Regions from separate parts of the Homo sapiens genome. Here region 2 is linked to region 1. The links are chromatin loops, found by intact Hi-C in ENCODE. Cell type or tissue: psoas muscle. All regions are shown on one strand. Links, peaks and the distances in the headings refer to the core of each region. The heading gives the core; the rest is flanking DNA.

What was found. Hi-C counts contacts between places; a loop is a spot of excess contacts. Peaks named below come from ENCODE experiments on the same cell type or tissue, not always from the same donor. Only the 100,000 strongest peaks of a DNase experiment are listed, where the experiment ranks them.
Region 2: it touches region 1 in a loop (4-fold over the local background); 18 of 110 quality-filtered maps call a loop at or near these places.

What each region holds. Positions count from the first base shown.
Region 1 is chrX:149,628,569-149,636,161 of GRCh38, reverse strand. It overlaps TMEM185A (transmembrane protein 185A), which reads left to right and starts at 4,370. Exons shown (of 7, transcript NM_032508.4): 1 at 4,370-4,619. The coding sequence starts at 4,582. RefSeq lists silencers at 4,408-4,817, 4,828-4,877. In psoas muscle, for the core only: no CTCF peak of the experiment used is centred there; DNase peaks (open chromatin) are centred at 4,311 and 4,691; H3K4me3 peaks cover 2,152 bases; H3K27ac peaks cover 1,504 bases.
Region 2 is chrX:149,509,118-149,516,710 of GRCh38, reverse strand. No RefSeq gene overlaps it. Among named protein-coding and RNA genes, the nearest start is that of IDS, 7.6 kb to the right of the region's middle. RefSeq lists enhancers at 4,099-4,393, 5,079-6,278. In psoas muscle, for the core only: a CTCF peak has its summit at 4,249 (motif pointing left); no DNase peak of the experiment used is centred there.

The DNA.
Region 1 (7,593 bases), core at 1,652-6,651:
CATGCCAGGATCCAAGAATACAGGGGCATAGTGGGAAGCATCATGGGACTCCAAAACTGACTCCTCCAAGCACAGAGAGCTGAGAGCACACGCACAGCTGCCTGTAGGCAGAGTGGGGTGGTGGGAAGGGAAGGGAGGATGGTTGCAGACAATATTGTTCTCCAAAATGGTGCACCTGCCTCCATTCACTGACTTCTGTGTTTTTACAACTGTTGTTTACTCTGCCTGGAACCTCATTTCCTCTCTTCCTACCTTACAATGTTATTTTTTCAGCTCAGCGGTTCCCTCATCCCCAATGCTTATCGTGCACAATGCTGTGTTTTCATTATTCATATCTGTGTGTTCCCAGTGCCTTCCACAGTGCCCGGCACAAAGCAGACACTCTGGAAGACATATGTCAGATGAATGCAACTAAAGGAGTGAAGGTTACAGGCTACCCAAGATGAAAGGATCCATTAGGGGAAGGCAAGATGAGGAAGAGCACATTTGATTAGTTAGGGCAGAGGGCCCCAGAGGAATGTGTCAGAAATACAGTGTGGAAACAGAAAGGGAGAAAGACAAGCATTGAGTGGAGATTCAGGAATGAGAGCAGGTTGGGAACAAGGAGAAAAAGGAATCATGTGGGCAGCTGGTTGGTGACCTTTGGCAAGCATGGGCCTTTTTGTCTGCCCCGTGTGCTTGGCCACACACACTTGACCTGGGCTTTGCATACACAGCACACTGGAGGAGTGTGGCACAGCCGGGAAGGCTTCCTGGAAACCCTGGCATCAGGAGAGGTCCAGAGGAGAAGCACAGGGATACCGTGGTGGTTTGCTGGCCCAGGCAAAGGCTCCCCATTCTGCCTTCCAACAGGAAATGGCCCCTGCTTCCTTTAGCAGAAAGCTTGCTCCATGAGGGATGATAAACCACCCACTCCCAGGGCTACCCTGGGTGACAGGAGGTCCACTGGGGCCTTGGGACTGTCCTCCCTCCCTCTTCTCTCTCAGTAACTGTAATTTGCCTACCTGAGGGAAGACTCCCTGAGGAGGTGGCTCCTTCTGGGCTCTGGAAGGCCATAGGGGTTGCTGCAAGTCCAAGCAGAACTACAGCTACTACCTCTGTGGTCCCTTCAGTTGCCTCCCTGCAATCTCCTCCTCCAGTTCTCCAAGCCCCTAAATCTAGCCCCGTATTTAATCAAATCCCTGTCTAGACTCCAGACCCACCCACCTCCCAGGGAGATCTCAGATGTGTATCCAAGTTAGGCTAAAGTTGCCTGAAACAAAGGGTTCTGTCAGGAAGCAGGAGATTGCATTCTGCAGGTGGACTAATTCCCAGCATCTTCAGCAATTCTCTAATTGGTGGCATTCAAAGTGTGGACTTTAGGGAACCTAGGGTGAGGAATTCCAGGCTAAGAAAGCCTTGCAGGCTGGCACCTCCATGTTTCCTGGCTAAAGAACTTGTCAATCTGACCTCCGAGAAGCTCTTTATAGTCCCATAGGCCTTGCACGGGACTGGATCCCAGCTGGCCCTCCCTCCACTGGAGCAAGGGTGAAACTGGTGTTGAGTTCAAATCTACTAATTCCACACTCTCTCCATTCTACTGCTGCAGCCAGGGAAGGAGCCTTGGTGGTGTGTGGAGGGCGGTTCCACGGCCATTTTCTTCCCCTATGCCAGGTCTCCCCAGTCCAAGTGTCTAAATTCACCAGGATTCTCTTCACCAGTGCCTTGCTCTTCAGAGGAGAGGCATCCTATATCACCACATTGAAGCCAATGTGAATATTGAATTGGACAAGCCACCAGCTTATCAGAAGGGTGGTACAAATCCAAGTTAGTCCTTAAAACCATGGTCAGATATACACTGATTCTTCTGGAACACTGTAACCTAAGCCCACCCCAAAGTCACCAAGAATATGCTGTCTGGCTTATTTGGGGGTCATACTTTTTCAATCCAGAGCCATTTCTTTCCTTTGAGTGAAGAATGTTGGGAGCCCCTAGCAAGATAGCCCTGGAATTTTTTGGCAAGTCAAGGAAAAGATAAAGTCAAACTCTGCTAGTGGAGAAGATGTGGGTGTCATCTTCTCCACTAGTCATACTTAGCCTTGATGTATCACCTTTCTTCTGAGAATGTAGAAACATTTAATAAGTGGTAATTAAGCTTCCCAGCACTCCTGGTGCCTGCATATGACCCAGGGTCTTTCTTTAATGTCAGGATCACTTGTGGGTCTGTCTACACAGGTCATTGAGGCTTTGGACCTCCATCTAGGGTGGGACACTGAGTGAGGGCTCTGAAGTGAGCAGCAGGTTGTCAGTAGGGTCTTTTGCACTTGCTGGAGAGAGGACCAGATGGCCATCTGGTTTCTGGCTTTTTTTTCCCCATGAGAGCACCAGTAGCATAAAGGGTTGGGCTTCCAGAATCAGTCCAGGTAATCCACCTCTTGAAGACTGGGGATGTGAAGCCTTGGGAAAGTCCAGTTCTTCCTGTATTTCCTCACAGACAGGTTCATATGTTCCTCTTGGCAATTTACCTTGTCAGAGCAAAAGAACACACTGACAAGTAATTTGTGCATCAGTGTCCTGTTGCCTTTGCTAGATAGCTTCCAGGGCCTGGTCAACTCTGGAAGAACTGCTAAAATTGAACTTGTGGGCCTGCAGAGCAGTGGTTCAGCTCCCAGACTCCCTGGGATCTCATTAAAGTAGCGTCTGCCCTCAAGATTCTGGACTCTGAGGAGCCTGCCTGGTCTCTATCTATGAAGCTCTTGAAAGGGCAGTGATGCCTGTTATTCAAGTGTCTGAACTGGCAGACCATCTTCTCATGCCTGCTTGGGGCACGGTCACTGGTAATGAAGATGGTGCTGTCCAATCTGACCACTGGCAAGCACCTCTTTCTAACAGTATGGGCTGCAGGTTCAGCTAGACCCTGAGTTTCATCTGTGCTCCTTCACCCTTACTTGCTGGCTCGCTCAGGGCCTGTTATACAAGCTTCTCTGCGCCTTAATTCCTCGTCTGTATTTGAGTGTTCATTGAGAACCTCCTCTGGGCTACACATTGGACTTTACCCAGAGGATGGGAAAGGAAGATGGGTGAAAAAGTCTGGGACAGGGTCCTGGTGCTTCAGCAGATGAAAACTTGATTTGGATTACTCAACCTTAAAATCAGCTCATATAATAATATCCATTTCCCAGTGGGTGTTGGGAAGCTTAATTACCACTTATGATATGTTTTTACGTTCTCAGAAGAAAGGTGATACATCAAGACTAAGTATGACTATCGCAATTGTGATTCTCTCAAGCTGCCCTTGGGGCTAAACAGTATAAAATTGTCATTTGTGAAACTCTGCTATTGCAACAAAGGATGACTATTATCCATAATGATAGTAGACTAATGTTTAAGGCATTGTTGTGCTCATGAAAACTTAAATCTGCCCAAAGTGAAGATGGTAAACTAGGTCACCTGCTATGAGCTTGTCCTGCTCTTGGATTCCAAAAGCAAACAAAATCCTTGAGGAGGTTGACACCTGAAAGAGTACCAGATAGCAACAGCATTCTTTGTACACCTAGCATGTACCAGGCAGTGTGTTATGCACACGATCTCACTGAATCTTCCTAACACGCTTAGAAAAGAGGTTTTTATCATTTCCATTCTGCGGAGGAGAAAAACTGAGACTCAAAGATGTTGACTTGCCCAAGGAAGATGAACCTGGTACTTGTAAGTAGGGCAGCCTGGAGTGGAGGCAGAGGTCAGGTGTGAAGTGACCACAAAGTTTAGACAGGATCCAAGGAGGCTCTGAACTGGGTTAGAAAAATGAGGATGATTTCCACGTCTCCTGCTTGAATACCCCCCTGCGTACGAATAGGCCTGCTGCTAAGGGAAAAAGGGAACCCAGGAGGGGAAGGCGGTTGGCACGGGAAGTGACTTTGGTGCTAGGTAACTTGAGTAGGGAATAGCCAGCATATCTGGACACGCTGGCTTGGGAATTGGAAGGGAAGTTGGGACCCAAACTTTGGAGTCGTTGACAGATGTGACAGGTGAAGCCTGGGATGACATCGCCAAAAATGCAACGTCTCACTCATTGTCACTACTCCCAGGGCTCAGTCGTCACTGGGGAAAATCTCCAGAAGGTAGCGCGGGCCAAGGTGACAGGTGTCTGCCAAGATCTGCCCGCCAGACTCCCGGGCGGCGCGCTCCCTCCCTGCAGGCCTTCAGCCCGTCAGCATCCCCTTCCTCGGGGCCCTGCTCACTCCCAGCCTCCATCCCCCTGCCATCTCCTCCGCCGGTCGCGTGCGGACACAAGGATGGGGACCTCCCAGCGAGGAGCGCTCTGGGCGGGGCTCCGGACGCATGCGCGGCCCTCGTACGGAAGCCCGGAAGGAGGGGCAGGGGGCGGTGGCTCAGGTTTCTCCGGGCGGCGGCGGCGGCGGCGGCGGCGGCGGCGGCGGCGGCGGCGGCGACGGCGACGGCGACGGCAGCGGGGACGGCAGCAGTAGCGGGAGCAGCAGCGTGGACGCGGCTGGCGCTGGCGCCATGAACCCGCTGTAAGGCGCAGGCTGTGCAGCACGGGGTGCGGGGGAGGAGGAGGAGGACGCCGCGGTGAAGTTCTCCGCCATGAACCTGAGGGGCCTCTTCCAGGACTTCAACCCGAGGTGAGGCGGCGTCGTTGGCGCCCCCGGGAGTCCGCGCTGCGGGCTCGGGCGCGGGCTGGTGTTCGGCTCCGGGGAGGCACGGCGGGCGAGATGCTGCAGCCCGAGGACCCGGGCGCCTGCCCGAGCCTCCCTGCGGGTGCAAGCGGTCCCCAGGCAAAACAGTCGGCCTCGGCGCCCGCCCGCTTCCTCCTCCCGTGCCCGGTGCTTTCAGCCCCTGCCCGGCCACGGCCGGAAGGGCCCGGCCGCGAGCCCCGTCCTGCCCCAAGGGAACCCCATTCTTTTCTGCTTGCTGTCCCTCATTGGTGTCCCAACTTCTTCGTCTCGGTTCCATCCTCTTCTGCGCCGCTGCGGGCCCTCCATTCTCCGCGTCAGGGCCGTCTCACTCGACCCAACACCCCTACCCCCACCCCAGCTGTTTCCTCCAGTTCCTCGCAGTCCTTGGGGTTTTCCTTGGGTTTATGCCCATCCCTCTCTTGTTTGCTTCTTTGTTGAACGGATACCTGAAACACTGTTGAATCCTTGGAGTCAGTGTCGGGGTATGGCAATACCTTATATAATGCATTTCTGGGTGAGCCTGATCATTTTCCATACTCATTTTCTCATCAGTCTTCACTACAAGTTTATTTGCAGGAAGTAGATATTGCTGTCCTTCTTTTCCAGATGGGGAACACCCAGTGGACAGTGTGGAGAAAACACTGGCTAAGCACTCAAGCGCCTGTCCTTGCACTTGCCCGACTGTTTTGTAACTGTTCTTTACCCCAGGCTGTGAGCTCCCTGAAGCTGAGACCATCTCCTGCTCATCTCAGTGTCCCCAGCGCCTCCCACCCACCGTATCTGGCACATAGTAGGCACATATAAAATGTTTGTGGAACTAAACTGAGCCCAAAGACTTGGATTGGAGACGAGGCCATATGTAACTGGGTGATTCTCTGCCCTTCTTTGGCCCTTCTGTAAAATGAGGAGTTGGCCTAACTGATCTCTTAAATGCACTACTCTCCGAAAGGAGTATCCGTTTCCCTTATTTGCCAGTTGGGAAGACGTGCTCAGTAAATATTTGTGTGCTGTAACCTATGTTAGGTGCTTTAGATGCTGGCGGTCTCAGCATGGGGTGAAGAAGGGCTTGTACACTTAAGATGCCTTACAGTACTGTGCAGTGCTGTACTGCGGGGGCCAACTCTGGGGACCTATGCCTTGGCTGCTTGTTGAGGATGAAAGGAAGTTTTAGGGGAGTATTTGTATGTTGAGGGTGCAGTCTCCCTAGGGATGGTGACATTTTAACTTGTGAGTCATTGTGACTTTGTATGTGCTCTTATTCCACTTTGAGTTCATGTTCTGGTTAGGAGTGCCAGTGTCTCTAACACGGTGCAGACATTATCATTGTTGGCTTCGAAGGCATAGAGGAGGTAACAGAACTAACTGCAGTCCCTTCCTCTGCTGCATCAGGGGGTTAAGATTGGTCTGCAGGGTAGTAGGGTTGGTGCTGTGGCTGGACAAGCCCTGTATGTCTTCTATTTGGAGATGGTGATAAGAAAGTTAAGTAAAAACTGAATTGTTTTGTGCCCTTGGGCAACTCACTTATCTATTGTTTTATCTGTAGAATGAGTATAATCTCTCAGTGGGGTAGGGAGGCCAATTAAGGATTGATTACAAAGTGCCTTACAAATAGAAAGCTACAGTGACTTGTTTGCAAGGTGACAGAGAATTCAGAAGCCTCAAGAAACTGCCTTAAGTGATCAAACAGGCTAACGGAGTTGCCAAAGCAAAATAGTGCTGCACTGATACTACCTTTAACCGTTTTTTCCTTTAGCCCTTTTCCCCCCAAAAAAATTAGTATATGAAATTACAGTGAAATACCTGGTATCTAAGCAGATTTATAGTAATTCTCAACATATTCATCAATCTCTTAATTCTACCTGCATTAAAATGTATTTCTACCTGAAAAGTTTAAAGGTCTTTTATACTGTGCCATTTTCCTGATTCATTGTTGCCAGAGGTAGTGAGTTCCTTAATTTTACAGATATTTCAAGAGGACATTGGCCAGGTATTATTGGTAAATCAGATTTGTTTTTTTAGCTGGTAGTGTTTCACCTCTCCTGAGCACTCCTAGTTTTTGACAGTGTGCTTTAGTCTCCTTCCATGCTGAGGAAGGCCTTCTCTATAGGAGAAAGAAAACTGAGGGGTGTACACAGGAAGTTACCTTATGCTGGGGACTCAAACCTTGATGCTACTGCTTTGCTCCCTGCCTCTATTTTTGAACCAATTCAACATCTCCCTCCTACCCCAGGACCTTGTCACACACTGTTCTCTTTACCAGGAATGTTTCCCTCTCTTTTCCTCTCCTCCAGACCTAGTGAACTCCTATTTATCCTCACTTGGCACTTGCTAAGGGAAGCATTCCTGACTTCCCTGACCAGATTTACTGCTCCCTGTTTCTACAGTTCCTGTAGTATTTACTACTCCTCCATCATAGTGCATATTTGTACCCTTGTGTCTGTCTGGATGCTTATTTGATTAATACCTGCCTCCCCCACTAAACTTTAAGCTCCATGGGGTCAAGGCCGTGACTGTGTCAGTATCGTAGCCTGCATACTTGGAATAGTACCTGGCTCAATAAATATTTGTGGAGTAAATAACTGAATAACTCTCCAGAGCCTATAAGATAAATCTAGAGCTGCTGCTTTCAATCACTGCTTTCCTGGTGGTCTGTGGCCTGGTTCTCTTTCTTCTCACACTCTTCCCACCTTCAGAGTGCAGCCATTGCTTTGGAGAGATGGGAGAGAACATGGCACTAAGGCAGAATATGGCTATATTTACTTTGAAGAGCATGTCTTTGTCATAGAAATAGTCACTGTCATGGTTTGGTGGGTCCCAAGGCATGGGTCATGGCTCCAGATCCCCTTTCCAGCCTTTTGGATCTTGGTAAGTCTGAACCCACTGCTGCGTTGGCAAGGCTCTGGAAACTATAGTGACAGAG
Region 2 (7,593 bases), core at 1,806-6,805, 120 kb after region 1:
AAAGGGTCTAAAGGTTAAGGAATTTTTGGAATGGGAAGGAGAACTAGAGCTTGACATGGCATGTATTAGGGGCCAAGTGGGATAGACTCCAAGGACAAGCTTCAACACTTCTGCCTGTCCCTAGCTGTCTCCTGCCCTGTAGGCACCTGCTGTTTGGACACTTACAAGCCCACTTAAGAAAATGGTGGAGGACTCAGATATCACCCCCTGTTTGACGGATACATGGGTAAAACAGAATCGGCAGAGTACTTTACCTATGAGCGGGGAAGAGGGGTCCAAGTGTCACTGTTACACTTCCCTGTTCTTGGCTTCCTCCCACCACTTCCCACTTTAGAACCCACAGGGCCAATTCTTGTAGTCAAATGATTATTTGTTTCCATATCTTTCTGCAAAGGGTAAGGCCAGAACTTGGTTAAAGGATATATTTGCTTCATGCTGTGTCTCGCCAAACATCTCTCTTTTATCACCACAGCCTTTATGTGGCTGCAAGAAGAATTTGGCTCCTGTGTCTGAGCCTGTCCTGGGAGTTGGGAGACATGGGCTCTCAGCACAGCTCTGCTGTGGAAACTGCCTGGGAGATGTAGGCTCCCAATTTGTTGGGAGTGTGTGTGAGTATAGGTGTGTGTGTGAGTCTGTGTGGAGGTAGAGGAGGGATGGTCCCTGGGACTGAGTTTCTAGGCTTCTCTAAGTCTTTGTCAGGTTCTTTAGCAACTTGCCTCCTACCATCTCCATGAAAGGAAGTGGTCACTCTGACAGATGAGATAAAATCATCCTCATGATGGAAAGAGAGTAAATGGAAGAGGGGCTCTGCTTTGATGGAGGTGCCTGCTTTTATGCTACCCCATGACCCAAACCTGGCACCATCAGTTCAAGTCCACTGAGGGATTGCTGGCAAGGGAGCTTTAGAGATTTTGGTAAACTATGAGATTTCGTCCTATAAAGGAAAGGGGTGTGTGTGTGTGTGTGTGTGTGTGTGTGTGTGTGTGTGTGTGAGAGAGAGAGAGAGAGAGAAAGAGAAAGCTACCCAGATAAAGATAGTCAGGCTGCTGTCCTCCACAGGGGAAGCAGGGCAGGAAGCACAGACTTTGTAGTTATAAACCTGGAATTGACCCCTGGCTCCATCACTCAATGGATGTGTGACTCTGAGAAAGTCACTATACCTCTCTGAGTTATAATTACCTCATCCAGAAGATGGGTACAATATTAACCACCTACCTGCAGGAGTAATGAAACTTCTCAGTCTGTCTCCTGGGAGATGAGATTCCTGTGGGAGCGATCTGTAAACTATAAAGCACAGTATTACTAATAGTGGTGAAGATACATTTCTGTTTTCCCAGGAATGACCTTTGAATAAGCGTGTGGGGATGCTGGCCTGAGCCTCAAAGCCTGTAGATGGGAAATGGGCAGATAGTGAAAAGCCTCCAGCTTGGGGAGAAGGAAGAAGAGCCGTGAGACCATAGGTTTCCAGTCCTGAAGGTCCTACAGGATATGGCCTGTTTGGGGACTTAGATTCCATCCATGGGTTATAACCAAATATGTGTAGTGGCTCCAGGCCAATAGGGAGGCAGTGAGAGTTCTGACTTGGGTAAACTGACAGGTTTGAAAATTGAAGGCTATTTCAGTACCAGGAATCTGTAAGGCGGGAAGCCTCTTTTTTGATCTGTGTGGAAATTGATGCCTAGGGCAATACATACCCATGATCTGTTATTCACAAAACCCTAATCCATAAAGCTCTGGCAAGGCTTTTTCATAAGCCTGCTCTAAATTCTCTTGCTAGTAAAACCTAAAATGGATGATACGAAACTGTTTATAAAATACTGAATTTTCTTCATTTATCATATTTTGTATTAATATTCATACATCTCACTGCTTAAATGTCAATGTGTTGGCTAGACTCTGAGAGGTGCTACTTACTGATCTGTACACTTCATCCCCTTTCTGGATTCTGAAAATTATCTGTGCATATGTGATACTAACACCAGTAAGAGCCACCATTTGTTGAGGCCTTGCAGAGGGCTAGAGTTCCTGGATATGTGCTTTTTCTCCAGCCTTGACCTCATGAGGACGCCCTTCCCAGGACAGGTGAGACTGAGGCCCTGCCCCGGGTCAACCTGGATGGCTGGATATTCCACCCTCTGACCAAATTGCACCAAGTGGGTGAAATCTCATTTAGTTCCATCCACGGTTTTCCTTGGAGGAAATTGGCTGAACATAGGGCTAAAAAAATAGGAAGAGCCCTTGGCAAGCATGTGTGTACACCAGTCATTTCAGATAACTGAAATCTGCCCGCAAAGTCTTCTGTCGGGAAATCCTGCACTCTGTGTGGCCTCCCAGTGCAATCACACAGAGCCTGGGTCCACCCACAAAATTCTGGGGTGTCACTTGCTTTAAGAGTCCAATTTTGAAATGTGGTCATGACACCCAGTTGCTACTATCATAGCATGTTCCTCACAGGTGCCGAGTGGGAGACACAATTAATTGCAGGAGATGAAGTCACAGGATGCTGTGCGGCAGCCTTCTCAACATTACTCTGCTGGCAGCTCTCTTTGTCCCTAGGAAGTTTGTGGTTAATTTTTGGCAGGATGGAAAGATGCCTGAAAGCAGCTTTTCAAGGGAAGTCTTGCTTTTGTTTTTGTGGTCTCCGTTTTTCTCCCTGACAGGAGTCCGAATGCAGACCTTATCATGACTAGCACCTGACTTGGGTGAACATTAAGGAGGCAAGATGGCTAGGTGACACCACTTGGCCACAAAACTGAAATAGTTAGCACAGGATCTGGCTTATAGCAAGTGCATGGCCCAGGGTCTCTTCATGGTGCTTATTGTGGTCACGCGTTCTGTCGTTTCCTTCTTCACCAAATCTGTGTAGAGCACAGGGGATAAGTGAGGTGGCTTTTCACTAGCTGAAACTGGGTTTGAGTCCTGCCTTTGTCACTTACTAGCTGTGTGACCTTAGACAGCTTACGTCCACTTTCTCATCACGTAACATGAGGATGGTAGAACCCACATCTCAGCATTGTAGGGCCATAAATTTCTTTAGACAGTGGTGCTCAGGGCTTACTCACTCAGACTTGGTAGCTAACAGTAATAACTTAGAACTAATCTGGATCCTGAATTGTAAAATGTACTTTTCCCCCATGTAAAATTGGGGTTTTCTGACAGCCTATGTTCTGGAAACTCTCTTGCCTATCCACCCCTGCTCTCAGCCTTGTGACCTTCCATGTGCCCTGGTTGCCTATGAGAGCAGATCATGGTTACCCTTAAAGCACAGGGCCTAGCAGCCCAGCCCAGAGCCCTGGCCCGTGGCAGTGTTGCATAGTGATTAAGAAGCCAGGGGCTATGAGACCTTGGGCCAGCAATGACCCTCTCCAAGCCTCAGTTTGTGCATTGCTACTCTGGAGAGAAAAGTAGTGCACAGTCCCTCGGGCAGCAGTGAGGATTCAATGAGTTGAAAAGTCTGGGATGAATTTGATCCGCAAAGATGTTATCGGAAAAGAATACCAAAACAATCCTGGTGTTGGGGTCTTTTGTTTGACTTTGGACCCCACTGTGGACTGACAGTGGTATGAAGAGTGCTAATGTCATCCTCCCTCCAGCCTGCTGTTGTGAGAACTTAATCTTTTTTTATTTTTATTTTATTTTCTTTGAGACAGGGTCTCACGCGGTAACCCAGACTGGAGTGCAGTGGCATGATCTCGGCTCACTGCAACCTCTGCCTCCCAGGTTCAAGCGATTCTTCCTTCTCAGCCTCCTGAGTAGCTGGGATTACAAGCTTGCACCACCATGCCTGGCTAATTTTTGTATTTTTAGTAGAGACAGGGTTTCACCATGTTGGCCAGGCTGGTCTCAAAAGAGAACTTATTCTTTGAGCAGCTCGTTGTTGATGTTGAAAACAAGTTACACTGCATGATGGTAGCCATAGATGGGGCCCTCAGGAAAATGCTCACAAAGCCCTGGAGCCTAGCCAGATGCATCACCTCAGTGCAGGGTGAAAACCCCCACATGGCACAGGCTGTGGCTTCAGAACTGAAAATATTTCACTGGCCCTTATGCATCTCTCTGAAGTTCACTAGCCATGATACAAGCCATGTGGGGCTCAGGAGAGCCAGCAATTGCTACAGCTTTGCCTCATCTGGGCTGGAGCTGAAGCAGGCTAAGAAGGCTAGGATCTGGAACTCCACAAGCTAGTCTCTGGCCAGGCAGGCAGAACCTGCTTCACAAAGGCCCAGTTGATTGAGTACTTTCTGGAGGCTGGGAGTGGGTCCCTCTGCTGGCTGTTTGTGGGATTCACATTTCCTGATGGGGCCCAGGGAAGTTTAGCAGTGGCTCAGGGTCACAGAGGAGCTAGGGTTGAAATCAGGCCTGTCTGATTCCAGAGTTCATACTTTTTTTTTTTTTCTTTTCTTTGAGACAGAGTTTCGCTGTTGTTGCCCAGGCTGGAGTTCAGTGGTGCAATCTCGGTTCACTGCAACCTCTGCCTCCCGGGTTCAAGCGATTCTCCTGCCTCAGCCTCCTAAGTAGCTGGAATTACAGGCGCCCACCACCATGCCACGCTAATTTTTTTGTGTTTAGTAGAGACGGAGTTTCACTATGTTGGTCAGGCTGATCTTGAACTCCTGACCTCAGGTGATCCTCCTGCCTTGCCCTCCCACGCCTGCTGGGATTACAGGTGTGAGACATTGTGCCAACAGAGTTTATACTCTTTAGACTGCCCTATCATGTGACTGCTTAGCCACCATCAATCAGAAAGGTGGGAACCAGGCAGCCAGCTGGGGGCAAGCTGGTGGTTTCTGCATTGGGATACAAAGTAAGGGTTAAGACTGGGGGCCTCGAGGCTTTGCTCCTGCCCAGGATTTAACTGCAATGCTTAGGCTCCAAGATTCGATGGAAAGAAATCCCAGCTGTGGGCTCTGAGGACTTTGAAAACTATGTTTCATATGTGAATACACTTGCCCTTTAGCAAGAATCTCCGCTGATAAGCCTTCCTCCTCTGAGTGTTTTTATTGGTCCCTTAGAAAGTGTTAGAGAAATTTCCCATTTTGATAGACTTTTTAATGATGTTACAAAAATATCATTTCACATTGATTCCACAGGGGGGACATCTGCTGCTTCCCAAATGCCACATTTCTTCAAATAAAAAGCAGAAGACAGCATGCAGTACATAAGGAACTCATGTCTTGGTAAAGACAAAATTGAAATTCTTTTAATAATTAGTCTCATGTCATAGAAAAGAGGACTGATTTTCCTCACCCACCCAGCAAGGTTGCTCTTCTTGCTATACTTGTTTGGCATAAACTACTGACTTCTTGCGAGCACTGATCTTAAGAGGGCCATGGTAATGAGTCACGGTAATTTGGCATGTCTTTGAAGATCCTTCCTCCTACACTTCTGTTTGTCCCCTTGAAGGCATCCTATTTCAGGCTGTGTTTAGCTATTCCTTTTGTTGATGCGTCCACTCATGCCTGAGGTATGTCTCATAACACACCTGTGAGAGGGGACCTTGGAGGAACGTCACCAAAGGCCGAGGAGCAATGTCTTTGCAGTGTTTCCCAGTCCATCTTGTCCTCTGGCTTTTACTTCAGAAGGGACACTCCTGCCTTGCTGGCAAGAGGGGATGGGCTTTGCCTTGAATTCCAGCTGTGGGCTCCGCTTTGCAAGATATCTGCTTGTCAGAACCTGAGACTGCAGGTGTGCAGGGTCTGGTCTATATGACCACGGGACAGGTCCCAGGTATATGACTGACAGGCCTGAGGGACCAGAAGCCCTTCTCCTTACCCAAGCCCAGATGGAGAAAACTTCAACTGTGAGAGCCCTCCTTTATTCCCAAACGGCCATCATTGTTTCCCTTCCCTGTGGCTTTTTATAAAGAAATCTGGGGGAGTAAGAATAAATCGTTTCTAGATCAAAGAGAAACAGCGAAAACCAGGAGAAAAGGCGGTAGCCAATGTACCCACTCCATTCAGATGAATGCAGTCCAAACAGAAAGACAGCCAGTCATACATCACTCAGTGACAGTGCAATGCAATACTTCCAAAGATCTGATTAGGCACTTCTGTTTTTCTTATTTTAAGCTTATGCTTTACAAAGTAAGTTGTTGTTTTTCGTTTTGTTTTGTTTTAAACGAATCGCCTTTAAAGTAGTGGGGGCAAAACACCAGAGCTTAGGCAACCCCTGGTGGAGGCTTTTATAATTCCTCTACTTTTTGGCTTTGACAGCATGAGGGTTGCCTGCTCTAAGCCCTGCCTATCCATCCACCCAGAACTGAAGTGGCTGAATCATTGCCTGGCATGACAGGAAAGTCTTGGGCTTGAGGGGAGAAAAAAAAAGAAAAGAAGAGAGGGAAGACGGTGGGACGAGAACTGGAAAGAAGAGGAAGGAAGGGAAAGATTGTTCAGAGGACGATGCAAGATGTCCACAGGCAAACGGGACTGAGACTAACCTCTTCCATTGTGAGAGAATATCTCAGCTCCTAAAGTTTTTGATATAGTATGTGATGCAGGGTAGGAGCCCAGCAAATGTCAGGGCTTCTGTGATGCCCAGCCCCTTGGCTGCCCCCTCATGCTCCATGCGGCTTCACTTCTTCCTGGGAAGTAAAACAGAATCAGATTCTGGCTGTGTTGCCATTCACTTTCACTCCTCTGGAACCCCAGGGAGCCTAGGGCTGCTACTGCTGCACCTTAGTCCTCAGGGTAGCACAGACCTGGCTACGGAACTAGATGCCTATGGATGACCATCTATACTCTCCAGAGTTCAGATTGAGAGCAGAGTTCTAGCACGTTGCCTCACGCACCTTGAGATAGTCTCTTCTGGGAACAGTGCCCTCCGTGCCCAGCGCATTTGGGTAACATTCACAGCCCACGTTAGACTCCTCCTTGGAACACCATTTCACGTGCCTACAGAGCCCAGGGCCCTCCCTATGACTCTGCAGGGGAGAGAGCCCTCACTGGCATTGGGCTGAGGACAGCCTGGGACACTCCCTTTCCTCATCCAGGTAGTTCTCATCATGGTTCTCATCCCGAGCCCTTGAAACCCCACGAAGGTACTAGCCCCTGGGATACAGTAGTAAATGGACAGGGCAGAGCCTGCCCTTGAGGGGTGCCCATCCAAGGATCCCTGGATCTGGAATGAGAGACAAATCTTGAATTCTCCCCTGAATCCTCATCCTACCATTGTGTGGGACTATATACCAATTTGCCAGTGTGCATTGTCCCCTCCTCCTGGAGTTAGGCTCAAAGGCGGGGGTAGGGTAGAAGTCCAAGAGCAAGGGGACTCCCTTTGCTGTATGGTACCCTAGAAGGTCCAGAGTCCTAGAACTCCTCTCACACCAAATCCACATATCTTAGCTGCAGAAGTGTCTGGAGCAGTCCCCTGAGCTTCCTGTGACACTAAAGTGGCATGGGAAAGCAGTTGAATTTTCCCGTGCCTCCAAGGAGGTAAGAGAGGGAGGGAGAGAGAAAGAGGGAAAGAGAAAGAGGGAGAGAGGGAGAGGGAGAGGGGGAGAGAGAGAGCGAGAGGGAGAGCACGTCTCCAAAAAATGTCACATAGAAAATGGCATGGACTGTGCAGCTAGGAACCAGGTTAGAATGACGACACCAC